Regions from separate parts of the Mus musculus genome. Here regions 1 and 3 are each linked to region 2. The links are chromatin loops, found by intact Hi-C in ENCODE. Cell type or tissue: heart. All regions are shown on one strand.

Region 1 (8,000 bases), 85 kb after region 2:
CCCTGCAGGCCAAGTGTGTTCCCACGTGCCTTGTTCCCACCGTCCTACTCAGCCAGCATCTTTCCTCCAACGTCAGGTCAGTTTCATACTTAGATCTCTGCAACATGTCACTGGAAAGTCACCTCTCATGGGATGGAGGATTCTCCAAGTTCCACACTACATGAGGAACAGAAGTGGGTAGAACATCAAGAACCTCCCTGAGGGAGGGGGGAATCCTTCACAGGGGCAACCAGCAGTGATAGGGATAGCCTGCCTCTGTCTGATGAAGGGTCCCAGACAGGAGAAGAAAGAAAGCAAGTACCGCCCTCACCCCACATTTCAGAGGTTGGGATATGGAGTCGATTGAAATCTTCAGAAAGAGGAGCTAGTGAGACAGCTTGTGGGTAAAGTCACTGTAGCCAAGCCTGAAATCTCAGTTCAGTCTGGGCCCGCATGATGCAAGCAGAGGACCAGTTTCTGCAAGTCGTCCTCTGACCTACGTATGCGTACTTCGGCATGTGCATGCATATATGCACACAGCACACACACACAACACACAGCACAATGCCCACCACACACATACACACACCACATACATACAACACATACCACAATACCCACTACACACACACACAACACACATATACACACCACATCACACAATACACACCACATACAACACACATACATGCCTCATACCACACCACACACACACACCACATACAACACACATACAACACCCTTACATACCACATATCACATACAACACACACATACAGACCACAAACCTACCATACATACACACTAGCACAACATACACCACACGCACACACCACATACAACACAGTTACATACCACATACCATACCACACCACACCACACCACATACACATATCACCACCACCACACAGACACAATAAAAATAAATCTTTTTTTTTTAAATTAAACATAGAGGCTGAAGACATGACTCAGTGGTTAATAGCACTTGCCAGTCTTACAGAGGACCAGAGTTCAGTCCCCAGCACCCCATGTCAGGTGGCTCACAAGCATCTGTAACTCCAACTCCAGAGGATTTCTGCTGTCTTCCGGCCTCTGTCAGCACCTGTGCCCATGTGCTCATATGCACAGGCACATGCACACACACATCATTAAAAATTAATTTAAGGGGCTGGTGAGATGGCTCAGTGGGTAAGAGCACCCGACTGCTCTTCCAAAGGTCCGAAGTTCAAATCCCAGCAACCACATGGTGGCTCACAACCACCCGTAATGAGATCTGATGCCCTCTTCTGGTGCGTCTGAAGACAGCTACAGTGTACTTACATATAATAAATAAATAAATCTTTAAAAAAAAAAAAATTAATTTAAATCTTTAAAACATATATATCGTGGAATATATATTAGCCTCTCAGAACGTATGAGCCAATACTCTGCTCTCCCAGAGGTAGGGGGAGGGGCTGTGCAGTGTGATCCCAATGAGTCTGAGAAAGTGCCCAGACTGGCCATAAAGGGACTCAGTGCCCCAGACTGACCAAGGAGCCCTGGGGCTGGGAAGCAGTAACTATCCCTTCCTGGTAAAGAGCCACATGGGAGAAGGAAGACCTGCCTCGGAGAGGTAGGAGCAGCCATCTTGCAGCCAGACAAAGCGGCAGCCATCCCAAAGAGACAGCAGCAGGAATAAGGAAGAAGCCCCGGTCTTTGAAGTCCGCAGTGAGTGAGTTGCAGCAGGGTGAGGCATGTGAGGTATGTGCTGTACTGACTTGCTACTTAAGCCTTTTTGGTTGGGCTTACTCGTGGCTTACAGTCTTTAGCACCCAGCGGATATCAACTCTTACCCCCTCACTCGGACAGAGGCTTTCTGTCCGCACCTGCACGCCTCACCTCTGCCTTCCCTGATCTGGCTTCTGATGAAGCCTCTTCCTATACTTTGTCACCTTCTCCCTGTGTTCTCATGTGGTTGTCCCCTGTGTGGATCCAGATCCTGACCCCACCTAAAGGGACAACTGTCATGGCTGATCAGAGACCCTGGACAGCCTCATCTTAATCACTCTTTCCATGTTCCTGAGTAGTGTGTGTGTGTGTGTGTGTGCGTGTGTGTGTGTGTGTGTGTGTGTGTGCGTGCGTGCGTGTGTGTGTGTGTGTGTGTGTGTGTGTGTGTGGTGTGTGCTGTGATATATGTGTATGTGGTTTGTATGTGTGGTATAGATGTGACTGTGTATGTAGCGTGTGTGTGGTATGGTATGTGTGTGTGACCTGTTTGTGAAATGTGTACAGTATATGTATGCTACATGTATGTGTAATGTGGTATGGGTGTGTATGTGTAGTGTGGTGTGGGCTGTGTATGTGTGTGTGTGGTATATGTGTGTGGTTTGCATGTGTAAGTGCTTGTGTATGTGTGAGTGTGTGTGATCTGTGTGTGTATTGAATGGGGTGCAAGCAGGCATGTACCAGAGTATGTGTGTGGTATGTTGCACCAGGGAACAACCTCAGATATTAGTCCTTATCTTCCACCTTCTTAGAGACTGGTCTCTTGTATGCCATACACACCAGGCTAGCAGTGCACACCAGGCTAGCAGTGCACACCAGGTTAGCAGTACACACCAGGCTAGCAGTACACACCAGGCTAGCAGTTCACACCAGGCTAGCAGTTCATACCAGGCTAGCAGTTCACACCAGGCTAGCAGTGCACACCAGGCTAGCAGTGCACACCAGGCTAGCAGTACACACCAGGCTAGCAGTGCACACCAGGCTAGCAGTGCACACCAGGCTAGCAGTTCACACCAGGCTAGCTGGCCTCCAAGCTTCTTGCTGCTGTCTCTGCCTCTCATCTCACCGTAGGAACATTGAGATTATAGATGCAGGCTACCTTGATGGGCTTCTGGGAATCTGAAGTCATGTCCTCACACTTGTGTGGCAAGTCCTTTACCCACTGGGCCATCTTCCCAGTCCCCAACCCATGTACCCTTATCACGTGTATAATTTATAAAGTAAGGCTTTATGAGGGAGTGGCTTGCATACGTCACACAGCTAATGCAGTGCAAATCTGAGCATCCTGCTACCCTTGATACCACAGTGACGACACCAGACCCCACAGGTGACTCCTCTGAGTAAGGGGCCCAGACCTGTGTGTTGTCCCAGGCTGCCCAGCAACTGTCATGTGTTCCGGGCAGAGAACCTCCTTTCTAAACTGGAACCTAATCTGTGGGGCAGTGTCCCCTGAACCAGCAACTAACTATCCAGAGCACATCTATTCCAAAGATGTGTCAGAAAGGGCAGGGGGATGACTCTGTGGATATGGATAAAGTGCTTGCTGCAGTTCATGTCTCTAGCACGCATGTAAGAGCCAGGCACAGGTAGGTGTGATCCGAGAGATCCAGGGGCTGCAGTGGTTAGCCAGGCTACCAGAAAACAAACTCTAGGTTCAGTGAGAGACCCTACCTCAAACACCCGTGTGAAGCGTGATGGAAGAAACCCCTGAGGAGCCAGAGAAGGGCAGGGAGAGAGAGAGAGAACACGAGAGCATGGACCACTGACTGCTGCCTGTTCTCGGTGTGTTTACTATAAACAGAGATCGTTGATGTAAACATGGATATGCTATGGTGCTTTATTTTTAACTCTGCTGGGAAGGTGGCCATAAGCTCGGTGACTCACTGCAGTGTTCAAACTGAACGTTTCCTCACATCCCCCAAATTATACCCTCTATGTGGAATCAGAAATCACGGGCTCAGAGAACAGCCTTTATAGTACACGGGTACAAAGAGCAGAAAATGCGTAATGCCTCACACCTAGAAGCCAGTCCAAAAAAAAAAGGCGCCCAACGCCCGTATTACAACGCACATCTAGCGCCACCTTGAGGACAAGATGTGAAAGTGACACTGGAGGCCCAGAACCCAAGCCAACTGTGGGAAGACGGATTAAATAGAAACACAGCCAGCTGAGGTCACCACTGTCTCAAGGCTCCCATGAAGAAACAACAGTGCTGACTCAGTTCGTCCTGGGCCTCTCTTGAATTTTCTATCCAAGAAATACACGCTGTGTTTGCAAGTTGCACCAGAGCTTGGTTGGTGAAGTGGGGGATGGTGCACCCATGAACAGGGGCTCCGGCGGCCAAGTGGAGATGCTAAACCCTGTGCATGCCTTTGTGTGGGCTGAGATCTGTTTTCAGCGGATTACTATAGCACCCAACACCATCCAAAAAATGTCAGACAAGTTGACCACAGCAATTAAGTTGTCTGCCATCTGCGAGGGGCTTGGCTTACAGCTTACTGAAGTTAAATATATTTTGAAAAGAAAAAAAGCCAAGTTTCTCAATGTTTTGCCTATCTGTCAATCTCAACCACGTTAGCCTTGGAGTGTCTGAAGGGAGGATTGTTCTCCCTCAAGGAATCGTTTAGCATTGGCATGCTGAAATTTCAGAACACAAGGAGCACTCCAAAAATGAATTACTCCTTGAGAAACCCCGATTCTAATCTTGGGGTTGGCAGAGCCAAAACCCAGCTAGAAAGTGAGCCAGGCTGCAAGATGAAGGTCTTCTATCATCACCCCAGATGACAAGTTCTTTTCCAGAGGAAAATTTCCCTGCATGCAAACCCAAGCTCACATTCCTGCCTCTGTTTCTTCAAGCCATAGAATTATCTAAAGGTGACAGTCAAACTCACAGTGCGACACTCACAAAAACCTTTACCCTCTGAGCTGCATCTCCAGGCTGAGCTGTAGGAGAGGAGGCTGGATCATCTGTAATCCTACTATATACCTGCCCAGAACCAGCCAGATCCTTTCCAGTGGCCCAGCTTTGACCAAAGCAACTTTTCATTCTTCTTGGAGGCAAAGTATCCCAGGACCAAGAAAAGCATTGTTGAATGTTGAATGTTTCCCCTCTGCACAAGGCTAGGAAGACAATGTGACTTTCTCGGGTGATAGATGGTAAAAGACAAAGCAGTATGTGGTGCCTCACATCTGCAATCCCAGCTCTTTAGGGATAGGAGCAGAGGGTTTAGAGTTCAAGGCCTGGATTACATAGAGAGACTCTGTCTCACAGAAGAGGGACAGAAGGAAGTTGATGTGGCTGGGGAGGGGTGGGGGAATTATGGTGGAATGCTGATAAACTGATTCCCTAGGAAGAAAATCAAATCCCCTATGTGAAGCTGTTTCAAGTTCCATGATGTAAGTATGCCTACACTGGCCAATGTCCAGCCATTGATAGTTTAACAGTCAGGTGGCAACACTCCTAAATCCTCAACAGCTATTTCCCAGAAGCTGCAGGAGCCAGCCTTCGCTCAGAAGTATCTTGGCAGAATGGAGAATGACCACCACTGCCCATGTGCTTAGTAATTTGTGTATGTATGCCAATAGGTCAGCCAGCACTGATCAAATGCCAACAGAGACACTGGAGAATAGAAGAGAGTCTTCCATTAAGACCCTCGAGGACAATGGCTGGTTTTATTGCTTGTTTGATCTGTTCAGAATACTCTCTCCCCTTCTGGATACTTTGCTTAAAAAAAAAAATCAGACCATGGGAGGAACATGGTGCCAGGTGTTTACACAGCATGACCCTGGGCTGAGACATGGTATAGACTGGAGCAGACACTGATGGGCAGGAAAGCACTGTGGGGACAGCCACTTGAAATAGAAAGTCACTTCCCTTGATTCAAAAAGACTAGACCTAAAGGAGAGTCAGGGAGAGATAGAAAGAGAGAGAGACAAAGATATATATATATATATATATATATATATATATATATATATATATATATAGAGAGAGAGAGAGAGAGAGAGAGAGAGAGAGAGAGAGATTTACACAGCAAGCACTCTAATGACTAAGATGACCCTGCCTCCTCCTTACCTGTCAGCCCTAGTCTTTAATTTTGTAGCTCATGAAAGTGACTTCTATTCTTTTTTTAAAGATTACTTATTATATACAGTGTTCTACCTGCATATGTGCCTGCATGCCAGAAGAGAGTGCCAGACCTCATTACAGATGGTTGTGAGCCACCATGTAGTTGCTGGGAATTGAACTCAGGACCTCTGGAAGAGCAGTCAGTGCTCTCAACCACTGAGCCATCTCTCCAGCCCATGATTTCTATTCTAAGTGAGAGTCCACACAGATTTATAGTTTTCTTGCCCATCCTGCATGTCTACTAACTATTCCACATGCACGCACGTGTAACACACATACATACGCACACTCATACATATAAATATACACAAACACATACACACACTCACATATACACAATTACACACATATAAACACAGTAACACACACACATAGCACAGCACAAAGAAGCCAATTTTCTATTCTACTTAAGGAAAAACATATTACCTGCACTATCAGAGGAAATGGACCCAAAATATTATCAACCATCCCTTCCTTATAGCCTTCCTATCCAGACACTATTCCATATGCATTCTCTGGTTTCACGCAGTGTCCTGACACAGTCTAGGATATCTCTATAGATGGGGCAGTTGAGGCTGCTAAGATCCCCACAGGAAAAACAGAACCAACACCAGATCCTGATAGGAGTGCGGTGTCTGCTTTTCTGGCCTTAGAATGTGCTACATTGAAAGGCAAGGAACTGGCTCAATATAAAATACACTGTTTATGCAAGTGGCCGCAGGCTGAAACATGGCTTAGCTGACATGGGGACCCATTCTGTGTCTCTGGACTTCTGGAGAAGGATGGGGGTAGAGGGGGTTAAGAGAAAAGTTTTCCTCAAAGTGGCTATGTGGACCTTAGGGAAACTTTAGAGTCAGTAAGAACTGAGAACTGAGGTGTTGTTCAGGGCTAGAGTGTTCAGTTAGCATGCACAAGGCACTGGGTCAGTCAGCAGTAACCAAGGACTAAGGATATCATTCAAATAGAGTTGATCCTGAGCATGTACAAGACCCTGGCTCCACCCCTGGCCCTGCAGCAAGCTATCACCATCTATCTGATAAAGGGACTCCAGACCACCACAGACATGCAACCTCGGGCACAGGCAGCACAGATACTTTTCTCAAGGACTGGCTCTTGGTGGGGTGGCCTTTGCAAGCAGCCGATCACAGCCCGGGAGATGCTGATGCTCATCTGAGCTGACCTCCAACTCCAAGCGATGTCAAGCCTGCTCAGCCACACCATCATTTTCATGGGTTCCTCCTCTCTCACAGCCACCCCATGCTTGTGCCGCAGGAGTTTACATTTCTGTCCAGAATACAGGAGCCAAACTGGCCACCTCATGGCCCCCAGAGAGAACACTGCCACTAGCTACCACACAGTGTGCACTCAAAGGCTGAGAGTTTAATGAGCGCCTTGTTTGCTGAGAGCTCTGCATCCTCTGTCCATAAAACATGAGCCCTCTATCCTCTGAAGGGATTGGTCAGCCTCAAAATTGCACAGTAGAGCCAAACAACCACAGCTCCCTCCCAAGGCAAGAGATCTCTGCCTGGGGCTGCCCATCTCTGAATTCCACATCTGCAGACACCACTCCACTAGGTGGGACATGCTTTACCACTCAAGACAAGAGAGCCATTAGGCATGCTCAGGCTCTGGGGAACTGGGCAGGTGTCTGAGTCCCGCTGGACTTTATGCTGCAACTGAGAGGTGTGTGTGTCCCCAAAATATGCCGTAGATGGCATCTGTGAACTTCACCCAGAATCTTACTTAGTCTATTTTCAACTGCTACAGCTAGATGCCTGAGATTAGAAATGTTATAAAGAAAAGAGGAGTGCTGGCTAGGTATAGTGGACACCTTATAACCCCTGCTGGGCAGATATCTATCCTCTATGTTATTAGAATCTACTTTCCTAACAATAACCCTGAGCTATTACTTACTAAGTTTCATCTGAGCTTTTCTTAACTCCAATTGGCCAGTCCTCAGGGCCATGTTTTCATGACTCACCTAACCCATGTCAGCTTCCTTCCTCCTTCACCTTCCTTCTCCCTCATGGTTTTCCTCCAATTCCCTAGCCCAGGAACGCAAACCCCACCTATGTCTCTTCTGCCCAACTATTGGCCATTGGCATCTTTATTCACCAATCAGAAATAA
Region 2 (8,000 bases):
AGATCGATGATAGATAGATAGATAGATAGATAGATAGATAGATAGGTGATTGACAGATGACAGATACATAAATGGGTGTTATTAAGTAGTCTTAGCCCATCCTTTATCATCATTTCAATCTATACTTTCGACAGTTAACTTCTATGTCGCCCCTCCCCCCAACTCCCCACATCCCAGGTGTGTACCCTGATCAGTTCAGAATGGCCAGTCTGTATTCCATCATTTCCCATCCTGTTCATAGACATATGCACTTAACTTTATACCATATTGCAACTATATGAAATACTAGTAGTATATCGCATTTGTGGTAGTGAGAGAAAACACCCCAATATGACCACACCCTAACTCCTGAGACCTGTGACTGTGTTACTTTACACGGCACAGAACCTTCACCTCAAGTTGGAGACGTGGAAGTGGTGTTAGGTACTCTCCAGGTGGTTCCAGGTTGATCACATGAGCCTTGAGCTTCACACGCTGTACAAGAAAGGTCAGAATGGGGAGGAAGAAGCCATCTGCCAGGAGTGTCAGAGTAAGTTGGACATCAAAAGAAGAGTTTACATGAGCGTCGCCATGATATGAAGCCAACCTAGGCTGTGTCAGGCTAGCGAGGGATATAACACCAGACCTCATCTCAAAAATACCACACAAATAAATAAATAATTAAGGAGAGGCTCCGGCCTGTAATTATTTCATTTGATAGTGAAATCCCAAGACACCCTTCTTGCTGCTTCTAGGTGGAGTTCTGAGGCTGCCTTTTGGCGAAAAGCCTGAGTACTCCGACCCACTCCCTGAAGATAAGCAAAGCTAACTAAGGCTAAGAGGAAGGTGCGGGAGATGCAGAAGGCCCAGCACGACTTTCCTCATGCTGCCTGGGAACCAGGGGATGGAAAGGCCCACACAGGTACAGAAGCCACCCAAAGCAGTTAGGCTGGAAAAAATAGGGTATGCCCAGGGAAATACTGGTCCCAGCTGGTGGCCCAGAAGCCAGGCTTGCTGCTGAATCTCCATAGCTAATCACTGATACTGCTTCTGACGCCCAGCCCAAACCAGCTGGGGCAGGTATATGAGTACACTGAGGTTCTAATGGCACTGTCAGCTGACTGCCTTGGACCCTGGGTCACAAAGAAGCGATAAAATACAGAAACACTCTGCTGATGGGGCGAGGGTGATAAGATAAAATGGGTGGGTTGTTTCCCTTGGAGGATGACAACACTGTGTGGCACATTCTTAGGCAACCTCCATGTTCTTCACAGGTACTGGGTATGGTTGCCCCTGGGCCAGGCTCATGAGTCATAACGTGGGCCATGGATTGCCTTCTCAGGAGAGAGAGGAGAACAGAGTCTCTCAGGCATTCATATACATTGGGTGATTAATCTTTCCAGCAGCAGGTTAAGCATCTGCTAGGGTATAGAAGAAAATGTCTCATCTTGCAAGGTGTTAAGGAAGCCATTCAGGGTCAAAGGTTATGTAGGTTAGCTTAGGTCAGAGCTCACATGACACGTGGGGGCAGTGGTATGCCCCGAGTGGGTGCTGTTGCTATTCCTCCATACCAGGGCCACCACCCAGGCAGTGTAGCTTCAGCTGTGGTAAAGGTAGGAGTAGGAGACAAGGGTCTAGCTTCATTCTTCTACGTGTAGACATCCAGTTTTCCCAACACCATTCTTGAAAACGCTCATTCCTTCGTGTGCATTTCGGGGGTCTGTCAAATATCGAGTGGCTTTATGGGTTCGAATCCGGGCTGTGTATTCTAGTCCGTTCATCTATGTGTGTGTATTGTACCAAAGCTGGGCTATATTTATTGACATGTCTCTGTGGTGTAACTGGAGATGAATAATGTAATACCTCCACCATTATTATTTTTGCTAGGGATTGTTTTGGCTATCCAGGGTCTTTGTGTTTCTATGTAACTTTTAAGGTTGGTTTTGCTTTCTGAGAAACATGGCAGCAATAAGGGTTTGCACTGAATCTGTAAATTGCTTTTAGTGGGAGGGTTACTTTTACCCTAACAATTCTACCAATCCATGGGCTGAGAAGATCTTTCAGCATCTAGTGTCTTCTTCAATTTCTTTCCTTGGAGTTTTAAAGTTTTTGGTTTAGGGGCCAGTATTCTATTTCTCTTTTGAGGCTATTATAAACAGAACCGCCTCCCTGGTCTCTTTCTCGGTGTGTCTGTTGGTGTATAGCAAGGCCACTGATCTTGCTATGTTAATTTTGGATCCTGCCACTCAGATGACAGTGCTGACCACTTTTCTAGTTTTCTGGTCGAGCCCTTAGGGTCTCACCTCAAGCGTCACATCCACCAACAGGTTTATTTTTTTTACCTGGTTTCCACTTATGGCTCTCTTATCTCCCTTTCCTACCTCTCTAGCTAAGATTGGAATGGAGAGAGCAGGCATCCCTATCTTGCGTCTGATCTTAATGTATCTGCTTTGAGTTTTTCTCTGGTTAGCATAATGTTGGCTGTGGGGTTGTCTTGTGTGACTTTTGCTATGGTAAGTATGTTGCCTCTGACCTTAGTATCCCTAGGATTTTTCAATCATGAAAGAATGTTATATTTGGTCAAAGGCCTTTCTTGTATCTATTGAGATCGTATGATTTTTTTTTCTTTAAGCCCACTTATATACATTATGTTCTATTCATGGATTCCATATGTTGACCTATACCTGCAGCTCTAAGATAAACAAACTTAACCATTGTGAGTGATCTCTTGGATGTGTGCCTATATTCAGTTTGCAAGTGTTTTGTTGAGAATTTCTACATCTATGTTCAACACAGATAGACACTGGTCTGCAGCTGTCCTGAGGAGTTGGTATGCCAGCCATCATAGAGTCAGTGACGTGGTCAATGAACCACTGTCTGGAATGGAGACAAGGCTCTGCTGGGTGGTGTGCTTGCTTGCTCGGCACACTCAAGGCCCAGGTTCAATTCCTAACACACATAAACTATGTACAGGGATACAGGCCTGTAACCTTTTGGGAGGTGGAGTCAGGAGGATCAGGAGTTCTGTGTCATCCTCAACTATGCAGTGAGTTTGAGGCCAGCCTGAGCTACATGAGGCCAGCCTGAGCTACAATGAGATCCTTTAATCTATCATTTTCCATTGTGATTGTTGCTGTTGTTATACTTTTATAATTGTTGTTGTTGTTATACATATGTGTATATATGTACCATATATATGTGTGTACATATGTATGTGTACATATGTATGTATATGTGTGTATGTATGTAAAATATGTATATATCTTCTAAGAAAGAACATTCCTAAAGAAGCAGAGACCTTTTGGCTCTTGCCAAAAGTGTTTAACATTCAAGAAAGTCCAACTTTTAACCAAACTGGTCCATTTCTGGATTATTTTTAGGGTCAAGGCTATGATAAGTCCTAACACTCAAACATACAGCTCAGAAATCTGTTTATAACATGTTAACTAGGCTGCCGTGTTTGGGAGGGAGAAACAGGGTTCAAGAGAGGGCCAGAGATGGATGGAGTCATCCTTCAGCCTGAGCTGATTACAGCGGCAGGCAGTACCAGCCAGGTCCAAAATAAAACTTCCCTACCCAGGGACAGCAGAACTCACACTTTGAAGGTCCCTTGTGAGAGAATGGGAGAGGGAAAGGCTGTGAGGAACTGGATCCAAGGTCCACTGACATCACCTAAGTAGACAAAGGGACACTGTTTGCTTCGAGTGCTAGAGCAGGTGTTTGAGCCGTCCCAAGGCCATTCCCAAACAAGGTAACACGGAAAGACAATAGGCTGGTGAGGAAATGGCGTGACCATGACCCCTGTTGCTGCCTCTGAAGCCCTTCTCCATTTATGGTTTTGTTCTGGGAGGGCTTGTTCCCTGGAAGCTGAGTTGGGGACAGGGCCCTGCCTCCGTGATATGAAATGCCTTATAGAAAGAAGTTGTTTTCTGAGACCTCCATGCCCCAGAAACATTTGGCACCTTCAAGTTGGGGTTCAAGGCCAGTGTGAGTCACATGGCTGGTTACATGGTTTGTCTTCCGTCTTCAAGTCAGAGTAGCATGTGGCACAACGGTTATGATTCAGGGAGGAGGTGTGGGCAGCTTGATCTATCCACGGTACAATCTGACCCTCCTGTCATGGTCTAAATATGGAGTATCATGCCTTGGGAGCTCAGTCTCTGGCTGGTGGTGTAATTTGGGGAGGTAGTGGAAGTTTAGGAGGACTACCTGGAAGAGGTGGATTATTGAAGATGTGAAAGACATCCTCTCTACTTCCTGGCCACCACATGGGGAGCCCCACCCTCACTCCTGTCACCACAATGTCCCGGTCATTGCCCGCCCATCTTAGTGTGTGAGGGAACTGTGGGCAGAAGCTGTGGGACCAGAGTTCTTTCTACTTTCACGTCGTTTCTCTCAGGTTCTTGTCACGGTGACAAGAGTCTAGTGCAACCAGTCCTTGGAGAGATGAGAACCAACCAAGGACGTCAACATTAAATACCACAATCTCGACAATCTCGGCTAGAGGGATTGCCCAAACAGCAGCATTCGTCACCAAGACAACCACATCCTCACTGTGTGCTCTAGTAACTGTCATCACATGTGAGGCTGTGTTCTTCCCACAATCCCATGTACCAGAGCCTCCCATAACCTGGCCAAGGACACACATTTGGTCTCTGTAACCACTGCTTGGCATCCCCTCTGCTCAAGAAACTAAGGCAGCCGGGAAGTGTGTCCTGCTTGAGTTGCATAGTTGGTCGGGGCTGAGCTCTGGCAAAGCAGGTCTCTGACTCCAGCTCCCCTTTGCAAAGCCTGGGTCATCAGCCGGAAACTGATCCTCTAGGACTTCCCATGGCTTCCTCTCTGCTGGAGCCAGCTCTCTGCTCCTCCCCTCTCCCTTATCTCTGGAACACAGCCTGAGCGCAAAGGAAAAGGGTCTTCACCACAGCCAAGATTCCCATCTGACTTGGAACGTGAGCCAACGCTAGGCTTCCTCTCACGTTCCTGTCCTAAGGAGGCCTTGCCTTCAGCTGCCTTGGCCCCACAGCGGAAGCCAGCACGGAGGAAGATAACGGGAAAGGCTGGGCGCCTGGGGCCACTTCCCTACCAGATGCTAGAACACATCTCCTGTGCGTTCTGACAGGGTGCCTGAAGAAAGGGCTTCCCAGTTGGATTCGTTTCCTAGGGCCACTATGATCCATGTAATGTTTCTGTTGTCCTTAACCTACAAACAAAAACAAAACAAAACAAAACAACAACAACAACAAAAATCCATTCCCTCCTAGTTGTGGAGGAAGGAAGTCTAGAATCAGGATGTTCACAGGGCAAAAAAAATCAGAAGGGCCCTTCCTGGCCCTCCCAGATTCTGGTCACCTCTAGGATGCTGACTTGCAGCCACACAGCCTTGCCCTCTGAATCCTTCCCCAACATGGCTTCTCCTGTGTTCTGTTTTCCTAAGAACACCAGTCATTTAACCAATGAGGTACCATTCTAATAATTCAACATGACTTCATCTTCCAGGCAGGGTCACAGTCAGAGGAGTTTGAGTGTACATTATTCAACCCATCTAGAGGCTTCTATGCCCATCTCCCCTGAACATGAAACCTCAAAACAAGTAGGTGAATACACATCTCAAAGGGCAGAGGCAGCCTCCAGAATCCAAGAAGAGGCCATTGACCATCTGTCAGGAAGGCTTGAGGGAGCTGAGCCTGGCTTCCCATGCCTCTTCCTGCCCCTTCCTTTCCGTGAAAACCTCTCATCCCTCCATAGACCAAGAGCTAAGACTCCTCCATTCATACAGAAGAAGATCACCACCTTCCATAGCCACAGAAGTCTCACGGTGGCTTGCCACAGATAACCTGAGCACATTTCCATACATACAAATGTAACCCAGTGCCCCAAAGCTATGAGGCAGAGGTAGGCCAGGGTGGCATGGGACACTCCATGTCTGATTTTTGTCTATACCTACAGGGCAGCCCATGATGCTTGCCTGCTGAGGTCTACTGGAGACATATTCCTGTAATCCCCAGCGCACACTCCCTCAACCCAGAGGAATTCCCTTCTTGAAGATTGACTAGCAGCTAGTTTTCTTACAGTCACATGACAATGCAGAGGCGCAGGAAGTCCGGGGTAGGGAGTGGGGGATCCTGGCTGGGCCTCTAGATTTTTGACACATGGAGCAAGGCCACCGGTCACTGGGAACATAGAAGGGAGATATTGCCTACAGTTTGTGGGCAATATGGTAAAAAGCTCTTCTCAGCCACACTCCAGCCGTGCTTGCCAGCTGACCTGCTTCCCCAGAGCCCTGCCTCAGGCAGGAAATGGTGTGAGGGTAGATATCAGCCACCAGGCAGGAAGCCCCACCCACAGAAAGGGCAGCAGGTGCCTGGAAAGAGTCCACTACCTTGCTCTGGACTTGCTGAGTGTGAGGTACAGAAGACCCCACCCATCCCCCATTCTCTACTTCCTCTAGTCAAACAGCAGCCCCCTCTCTCCAACTCACACCCTTGGCCATGAGTTTTGCTTCCTTTCTCATTCTAGGCTCCCCCACCCCACCGCACCCCCAGTTTCCAGGGATCCCTCAGCAAAATGACACCCAAAGAATAAAGAATTCTGAGCCAAGGCAAGCAGTGTGCTCTCCCCATCACCTCCTTTTGCCCTGAAAATATTCCTTTATTTAGCTGGCACTAAATTTAGGTCCTGGCCAACAGAATAGAATGAAAGGAAAGCTTACCCAAGCCTCCCACCCCATCCCGTCTCACTCCCACCTTCCCCTGCCCCAGAGAGGCCTGCCAGCCCACTCCTCCATGAGTACCCTTTCACCCATAGCAGAAGACAACCACTGAGAGCCTGGTGTTGGGCACCCTGCGTGTGTGGCTCCCCAATCACAGAGTTACCTCCTCATAATCCCTCAGGGTCTAGAATATGAAATTAAGAAGCATCTGCATATTAATTAATGTTTCTTAGATCTGCACATTAGAGTACTGTTTCTTAGATTGGCTGTGCTTCTATAGCTGGGCATTTTCTGGTTACGGGGAGCTGTTGTCACTTTTATAATTTCACTTCAGCGACAGCATAGCTATAAAAATTAATGTACTTCCAGTTCATAGTTCCATAGAATAAGCATATCCTGGGGGGGGGAGGGGTGACCCCTCAGTTGTGTGCTTAACGATCAAGCTTAAGAACCTGAGTTTGGTCCTTAGTATCTGTGCAAAGCACTGGGCATGGTGGAGCCTGTTCATAATCTTGGTACTAAGAGTGGAGATAAGCAGACCCCTGGGGTTCTCTGGCTAACTGGCTAGCCTAGCCTAATCCACAAGCCCAGGTCCCTAGTTTCAAAAAGATGAAGTGGATGAGCCACGGACAGACACCCCAGATGATCTCTGCCCTCCACACATATGCACATATACACAACATCTAATTTAGGGTTTTAGACATGAGAACACACCCATCGTCTTCACCCTTTAAGTCTGATCCTCGCCTCATTCAGACTTAGAGGAGGACAGTGCTGGGCTCTAACCCTGAGGCTGCCCAGCCATGTCAGTCTCCCCAGGCACCCATCACAAGCTCCTGGCCCTTGTCCAGGCTTCCCAAGGCAGACACTAGAAGCAGCTACAGTTCCGTGACAACTGAGGCCGCGCTCCCTGTTGCGGCCTGAGCTTCAGCTGGTCACACTGGAACCCAGTAAACTGCGTCATGCCACACATAGTTCTATGAACCTACAACATTCCCGCACACGTTTCACCCTGCAGTGGGTTCCTCCGACCAGTCAGATGGTGGCTACAGGCCTGCAGTTGCTCTTGTGTGATGTCGTAAAGGCTGTCCCTAGAGCTGACGTCATTCGTCATTCGGTAAGCCCTCATCCTCCCAGATGACTCTGAGATTGAAAATAACCAGCAAGCCAAAGCCCCTGCTGTGTACCTTCCTGTCACACAAAATTGAAGCCCAGGGACGTGAGGTGATTTGAGCAAAGCTACAAACTTGTTAGAGCTGGCTTAGAGACAGGCTTTCATTCTCTGTGTCCTTTCCCTGGGACAGTGGCT
Region 3 (8,000 bases), 110 kb before region 2:
ACTGTTTGTTTGTTGAAACTTTCAGTTGTGTGTGTGTGTGTGTGTGTGTGTGTGTGTGTGTGTGTGTGTGTAATGTGGAAGTGCTCATACCATAGTGCACATATGGTGGTCAGGGGACAACTTTGTGGAGTTAATTCTCCCCTTCCACTTTTCTGTGGGTTCCAGGAATTGAACCCAGATCACCAGGGTTGCGCAGCAAGTACCTGAACCCACTGAGCCCTCTCATTGGCCCCTGTTTTCTCGTCCTATCAGATCTGCCCACTTCCCCTTGGGCTCTGGCTGGTTTTGCTTCCATCTTTGTGCACACTGGGATTAGTGTTATTTCTCTGTGATTCTCTGGACCTCTGTCAGAAGGAACCATCCCTCCTCCCTGTCACTTCCCGATGCCAGCAGAATCACATCTGCTTAGTTTTGAGTATTTGTGCTTGTGTCCCTTCCTGGCCCTTTGATTTTTCCTGTCTTTACTGACTCGTTTAAAACTAGGTTTTGAGTAGCTCACCCTTGCCCATCTTCTGAGTATTTTTACCATCATACAGGCTCAGCCTTTTGACCAGAGTGTTACCAGTGTGCATCGTGTAGTTACAGGACAGTCGAGTGAGTCTGCCATTTTGCTTTCCTAAATCTCTGTTTCCTAAATGGGAACCCTTTCTTCCCATTCTAACTCTCTTCTGGGGTGGATGCATAGGCTCTATTTTATACGTACTACTGGGTAAAAAGCTATACTCTCTGTGTTTAAATGTGCATAGTCTAAGACACACTCATTCTAAGACACTCAACCCTCAGCAGCTCAGCCACTCCACAGGTACTGCAGCGTCCTTAAAATCTTATGCTTTTGCCAGGTTTCTGTTGGGCTGCTTTATTTCTCATGTAATTTTAACTGAAAAATATGTTTTTGCTATTTCGCCTTACATTTTAAGAACCTTTTTCTAAAAGCAAGGTTTCACTGTGTAACCCCAAGATCTGCCTGCCTCTACTTCCCTAGTGCTGGAATTAAAGGCAGGCACCACATCTGGCAAATCACACCTGACAGAGCACACCTGGCAGATCACACCTGACAGAGCACACCTGGCAGATCACACCTGGCAGATCACACCTGACAGAGCACACCTGGCAGATCACACCTGGCATATTTTAGGTGACTTAAAAAGTTAAGTTCACTTCTCTTATGTGGGGAGTGTGTACATACATGCTCACATACAAAAGGTCAAAGGAGAACTTCTTTTCTCCTACCTTACAATCCTAGGATTATTCATATTGTCACCTCTGGTGGCACCTTTGCCCGCTGAGCCACCTCCTGACCCTTAAGTAACTTTAAAAGAAAAATTTTAACAAGGCAAACATTTCGAGTGTATCCATCCAAATGCTTGGCAGCACAGGGTAGTCTTTAAATCATGCAGCCATAGGTTTTGTATTCCTGTGGTTTAAGGGACTTAGTTTAAATTTACTCTCCTAAATTTACAGTGGGTCCCTAGAAGTGGAGCAGAGCTGGTGTTTATTTCCAAACTATTTTGCTTCCATTGCCAGACGGTTATTTTCCACGCGTATACGATTACAGGCTACTAGGGCTTATTTACTATCTGTCAGTCTGCTTAGCATTTAACACAGCCTGGTTTTCTCTTTGGCGTTGCATGGTTTCTGAGAGAAATCCACGGCCACTCTTATTCTCTTTGCACAGATGTTCCTTTTCTCTCTGTGCACACGAGAATTTTTCTATCCTTCTTTTAAGCTATCTTATTATGGGGTTTTATAATGGACTGTATACATGTGTGTGCGTGCGCGTGCGTGTGTGTCCTATAGTAGGCTTCTTAGGTGCTTAGCTAAGTGATTTTCATCATATTTGGAAACACTACGGCCATTATCTTCTGCCTGTCCTCTTTGGTGTCTTCAAGGAACATTGTAGTGGAGGACTTTAGCTTGTCTTCACATCACTGAAGTTCTCAGATTTTGAACTCTTCCTGACTTACATTGCATGGTGACAGGTTTCTTGACCAGCGTGTGACCAAGTCGTCTTTTTGCTCCTTTCTTGTTTGGGCTATACAAGGTCTGGAAGATGCTATGTATAGTTTGATTTGGGGTGCAGACAACTCTGGGTTTCTTTATAGGCTGCAGGGCTTCACTTGGGAAGGTAGCTAAGTAACCTGGAGGCCAGATGCCTAGAAGGCCAGCTTATGCTTTTCCAGGGGAAATCTAAAGCAAGGATGCCCCAGCAGGGTTTGATGCTGCCCCCAGTGGGAGTGGCTTCTCCAGGCTGTTCTGTATGGAGCCTCTGCTCTGACAAGTCAGAATTTTAATATCCTTCCACGGGGCCTGGTCCTTGAGTTATCTTGTCGCTCCCTGGTCATTGTCTACCTATAGATACTGAGGTTCATGCTGCAGAGGCACAAACTGTAATACTCAGCAAAACCCACAAAAGTCCCCATGCAAATTTTGCAGCTATTGTTTTGAGTAGCTTCCTTCTGTTTGGAACTCTGCTCTGTAACTTTTTCATAATATTACTTTTACCTCCTCCCTGAACTGTCATGGCTACCTCTTCAACTCACTGAAGCTTCTGGGCTCTGCTTAGGATGCAACGTCTGCATCTGTCATCTGAAAAATGCCTCAAGATAGAAAGCCAGGCACTTGTAGAGTTTAACCTTCAGTTTGCCCATTATTGAGGCTCATCTATTATTGGGGCTCATCTATTATCAAATGCTCCCTAAGGGTTCATTTATTAGGGGCTTGGTCTCCAGAGTGGAGACACAAGGTATGTTGAGACTGCTAAGGAGTGGGTAGAGGGTACAGCCCTCAGAAGGGATTAGTGTAGCTCCCTTGGGATCTTTTTCTCCCAAGACTGAAAAGACTAACTCTATTTTAGAGGAGGAAGAGTTCCAGAGGGAGGGTAGAGGACAATTCAAGGATATGAGCAGAGCGTTATATACACGTTGCAACCGAACTCACTGTTTTGCACAACCCTTATTAAGGTTTCAATTTGGAAAAAAAAATGAGTGAATCCAATTTCTCCCATATTCTGGTTTTCTTTCTTGCCATGAGATCTCTGTCTCTCACACAAAATTCCTCCATAATGCCACTTATATTGATATGAGACTGTGCCCTAGCCTAGGGAACCCTCCTCAGAAGAAGGCAGTGCAACTACCTGGATTTCAGCCTCTCTAAACTAAATAAACCTCTTTCCTTTATCCGCTACACCTCAGATGCTACATTGTAACAATGGGAAACAGACTAACAATAGCACCAAACTATCTACAGTGCATTTCTAGAAGAGCTGCCTAGTCTGTTGTGTCCAGATGTCAAGTAGTATGTGAGGCAGGAAGCCTGGGTCTTGTTATTTCCTCTGGGTCAGAGGGCAGCAATGTCTATTTTTTAAGTTAATTTGCGTCAATGGTTTTTTCTCCCTTTGTGGGTTTTTTGTTTGTCTATCTGTTTTGGGATCTCTCTCTCTCTCTCTCTCTCTCTCTCTCTCTCTCTTAGATTGGCTTCTGTGCCTTGTATTTTTTAAATTAAATTTGACTTTATTACAGCTAATGGTTTTTAAGTTCCTAACTCTTTAACCTTTATCTATTGGTAGGGTTTAAATATGCATGTTCCCCATAGGCTCCTAGTTTCAAGGCTTGGTCTCCAGCTGGTGGTAGAGGTGGGGCTAGGTGAAGAAGTAGGACATAGAGGGTATCTCAATTCTGGTCCCTTCTGGTCATCTCTGCTTTTTGCTTCCAATGCACACTCTTGCCATCCTGGTATTCTGCCTTGCCTCAGGCCCAGAGCTGTGGAGCCAGTTAACCTGGGCTTGAAACCTCTGAAATCGAGAGCCAAAAGTAAATTCTCTCTCCAGGGTTTGTCTCAGGTATTTTGCCACAGCTATCTGTGCCATCCCCTCTTATTCTGTGCCCCTCTCTCCTATGTCCCCCTCTCCTGTGCCCTCTCTCCTGCACCCCCCTCTATGCCACCTCCTCTCTTTTTCTTTCCATTTAATTTTAAAGTTGCAATATGGGACTATGATCTCACATTTTGTTTTAACTCTTAGGCTCTATAGTTAAGTTAGGACTATACCTCACGCAATGGGCAGACTGTGAATGATTCTGGACCACATGAGCAATGCTCTGGGTAAGATCCAAATACTCCCAGGTATTGACACACCACAATTCACCTTTATAAAGCACACAGCCTTAAAGAAAACCTAATGCACCAAGAGGGTCTCCCATTCCCTGCATTTCTGTTGTTTGTGCTGGGAACTGAACACTGGGCCAAGCAAGCCATTCATCACTGAGCTGCGTCCCTAGTCCAGTTAACAATTCTCTCTGTGTTTCCCTGAAACCCTTGGCAATCACCAATCTGTTTTCTGTCTTGGGGTACTTGATTACTACAGAGTGTGATGCACACAGAACCAAACAGGAGCCGGCATTCTGTGGTTAGTGTTCTTTACTGAACACACAGGCTTCGGTTTCTACCCAAGCTGAGTGTGGGTTCAGTTCATTCTTTGATAGCCAACGATCTGTCCTGTTTTGTCTCTCCGTTCCTCATCTGACAGTGTCTGCCTTCTCGTCCTCTGGTTATGATGGACAGCGCTGCCAGGAACACAGGTGTACAGATGTCTGTGTAGACACCTGTTCTTGATGCTCCTGGAATGGAACCACTAAGTCAGATGACTACCCCAAGATCAGCTTCTTTGGGGAATTTTCAAACCGTATTTCAAAGCAGCTTCACCGCGAATGCTTATTGCTGTCTGTCTTTCCTTCTTCCTGTGAGCTATCCTGGTGGATAAAGCATGTCACAGTGTGACTCTTATTTGTGGGGGTTGTTTGGTTGTTTGGTTGGTTGGTTTGTTTTGGTTTTTGGTTTTTTGGTGAAGATTTAAACGCTCATTTATTTACAGAGCCATCAATTAATTCTCTTTCCTCAGATCAAACCTGTTTTTCTAAGACTGTTGCCTCTCATGTATAATCCCTCTTTTATTTCTAATATTAGCAAAGTGTTAAGTTTACTGTGGCATTTTCAAATATCCTGGTTTCTTGTCTCTCTCCCTTCACACTCGTGGCCTTCCTGTGCCTTTCTGTCTTGGCAGCCACTTTTCTACTTTGATGATACAGTTTCCTCAGCAGTATTCCCCCTTCTCACAGTCTCCTGCCTAATTTCATTAACTGTACCCCAAACCTCCACCCCCCCCCCCATATATACACATCCATGAGCCAGAACCCATGATGAAAGAGGCCCTGGAGTGTTTGTCTGCCTGAGTCTGAGTTAACTTTTCTCTTAGTCAGGGTTTCCATTGTTGTGAGAGAATACCATGATCATACACAACTTGGGGAGGAAAGGGTTTATCTTAGCTCACACCAGGTTCTCTGCTGTGTTGGTGAGCAGGATTCACTTTTCTGTAGATCCTTGTATTCTCCCTCAGAGACTAGAACCAAAACACTACTGAGTATGGTGAGTTTGATTGGGGAAGGTTTGAAGAGAGATTGTTGGTGTCACGTTTCATTTGAGAAAATAAATTTCTGTGGGGAAGACAGGTAAGAACCCTAGCACCAGGGAAACAAGGAATTGGTTTGTTTTATATCCATCTTTGGCAGAGCCACAGGAAGTCAGTGCCATGAAGGCTGGTACTCCCCTGTAGAACAAAGCTGGCATGGAGCAGCAGGTTTCTCTGCTGCCTTTCCTGCTGTCAGAATTCGGGTGTACCAGATGCTGGGAGGAATTCTAGCTCTGGAGTAGAATCCTTCAGTCAGATGCTGGCAGGAGACAAATGGGCATGAGCAAGGCCATCTATGGCCATCTGAGGCCATGGAAGTGGGTGCATCGGTTCCTTCTGGCTGGGTTTCTGAAGTCCAGTTCCTAGAAACAGATACAGGGCAGTAGCTGGAGGAAGGGGTTGAAGCGTGTGTGAGTGGATGTTTCCCCTGGTGGTGGTTGTTACATAGCAACCAAATACTCCCTGATCTCACAGAGATTCTGCAAGACTTATCACACCATCTGAAAAGTCACTCCTGTCTGGAGTGCGTTCTGCAGTCTGTGTTATGAACAGTGTCATTCTTCCATACGAGGGGTGGGGCAGTTAGAACACACTTTTCTGCAGAGAATCGAATCTAGATAAATGGTTCACAGAAGGCTTGTCTAAGAGGAAAAGTTAACATGCTACCAATTGGAATGAAACTCGAAAAAGTCAGAAACAAACCCCGGTGACTCAGAGGAGGGAGGGAGGCTCTTACACATGACTTACTATGCAGACCAGAGATATATTTGGCAATGGAAAGTTAGTACTGGAGAACTCAAAAATATTTGGCAACTGTTTGACATGAAATACTCCATCGTCAAACGATATCTGAAAATCAAAATCTGATCATTGAATGTGTACCTCCGAAACACAGCAGGCAGGGTGGGTAGCCTCAGGGGAACAAACTGTGGTAAAAGATCAAAGACTCTTGTAAGTGAGCATTCAAAGCAGGAGATGGCAGGCAACGTGCTGTACAAGAAGCAAGCTTTTCCTAACATGTGAGAGTCCAGCCCAGTGAGCCAGGGTTGATATCAGTTCTATAGATGAGGAGAGAGCAAACATTTGAAAAAGGACCACTCGATGAAAATGGACATTCTCTTTGGAAGCTCTGTAGTTGGTGGCATCCCCCGTGACACCCATAGGTGCTATAGCTGATGTCTATTTCTTCTACTTTCCTGGGAGAACCAGAAAGGCTGAGCAGGTCACAGCTGGGAGGCTCTGGCCAAGGAAAAGTTCAGATGGAAGGACTGTGAAAGCTCCTGAGGCTGGTGCTTCCAAGCCCAATCATAGATGGCTGCGAAGGTCCAGGCCTGGTCCCAAGCCAAGAGCGGAGCAAGAGCCTGCCGCTGAAGACATGTCTGGGGCTCCTGCACTTGGACACCATGTGAAGATGAACCTTCAGTGAAGGGCTCAGCCTCTCTTCCTCAGGCTCACAGATCTCAGAAAGAACATTAGTGAAATGTTAACATCAGTGTAAACACACATGCACACACCCCAAAATAGCGGAGGTGGGCCAAGGCGGGAGATGAAGAGATAAAGGGGCTTACTGAAACAGGAAAGCACTCTAAAGAAACCGAAACTCAACAGAATCAGTGTTTGGAGGAGGCATAGAGTGGAGGAGATTCCACTCAGTGTTTCATTCTTTAAAACCCTGTGTGCACATAACCAAGAAAACAGGGGCACTGAACATGTGGAAACCACAAGGATGAAATATTTCTTCCTTCGGCTCACCTAACCAAGAGCAAATAAAAAAATTAGACATTTCCAGGGGTGGGGGAGGGAAGAGATAGTGGGAGAAATGTAGACATGCAGGCCAGGGGTCAGCTGATTAATTCCCAACTGAATAAATCATGAGACCTCAGGAGATAGGAACATCAGATAGACAGTCGGTGGTATTCAAAGGCTGCTAGTGATGGGTAGTGCTAGATTCTACTTTTCAGGAATATTTATATATTCCTCTAAATTGAGATGCTGGGAGGGAGGGGCAGTGAGAGAGGAGGTAACTGGAGGCACAGAGATCGGAAGTTCCATGGTGAGCTGGTTCACAATGAGGCTGCACAACTCTCTCTAACACTGTTAAATAAACGTTTGAGAAATTAGTACAAGCAGATGACTTAGAGGGTAAAGATCCTCAGTGTACAAGCCTGGGGACCTGAGTTCCATCTCCAGAACTCAAGTAAAGGTGAAAGAGGGAAACTGACCCCACAAAGGTCTTAGACACACACACATACGCACACATTGCATGCACACGTGTGCACACATACACACGCACGCACATGCACACACACACACACACTCACATACTCACACATATACTCACACAGTGAATGCACACACATGCACACACACTCACTTACACATACTCACACACACATATATTCATAGTACATGCACACACATGCACACATGCACACACACATGTGGACGCCCAATTCGCCAGCAAGGAAGATGCCACGACAGGATTCTTCTGCACATGTTTATTGGGAGAGCTTGATAGAGAAGGCGAAAGACCCCCCGA

Evidence for each region. Hi-C counts contacts between places; a loop is a spot of excess contacts. Peaks named below come from ENCODE experiments on the same cell type or tissue, not always from the same donor. Only the 100,000 strongest peaks of a DNase experiment are listed, where the experiment ranks them.
Region 1: a loop joins it to region 2, with 4 times the contacts of the local background. A loop is called at or near these places in 7 of 42 quality-filtered maps.
Region 3: it touches region 2 in a loop (3-fold over the local background); 6 of 42 quality-filtered maps call a loop at or near these places.

The regions. Positions count from the first base shown.
Region 1 is chr16:95,941,774-95,949,773 of GRCm38, forward strand. No RefSeq gene overlaps it. Among named protein-coding and RNA genes, the nearest start is that of 1600002D24Rik, 17 kb to the left of the region's middle. In heart, a CTCF peak has its summit at 3,846 (motif pointing left); a DNase peak (open chromatin) is centred at 3,888.
Region 2 is chr16:95,856,546-95,864,545 of GRCm38, forward strand. All of the region lies in intron 1 of 1600002D24Rik (RIKEN cDNA 1600002D24 gene), which reads right to left. Among named protein-coding and RNA genes, the nearest start is that of Gm32130, 58 kb to the left of the region's middle. In heart, no CTCF peak of the experiment used is centred here; DNase peaks (open chromatin) are centred at 3,766, 4,926, 6,226 and 7,716; H3K27ac peaks cover 4,538 bases.
Region 3 is chr16:95,743,465-95,751,464 of GRCm38, forward strand. No RefSeq gene overlaps it. Among named protein-coding and RNA genes, the nearest start is that of Ets2, 45 kb to the left of the region's middle. In heart, a CTCF peak has its summit at 5,887; a DNase peak (open chromatin) is centred at 6,907.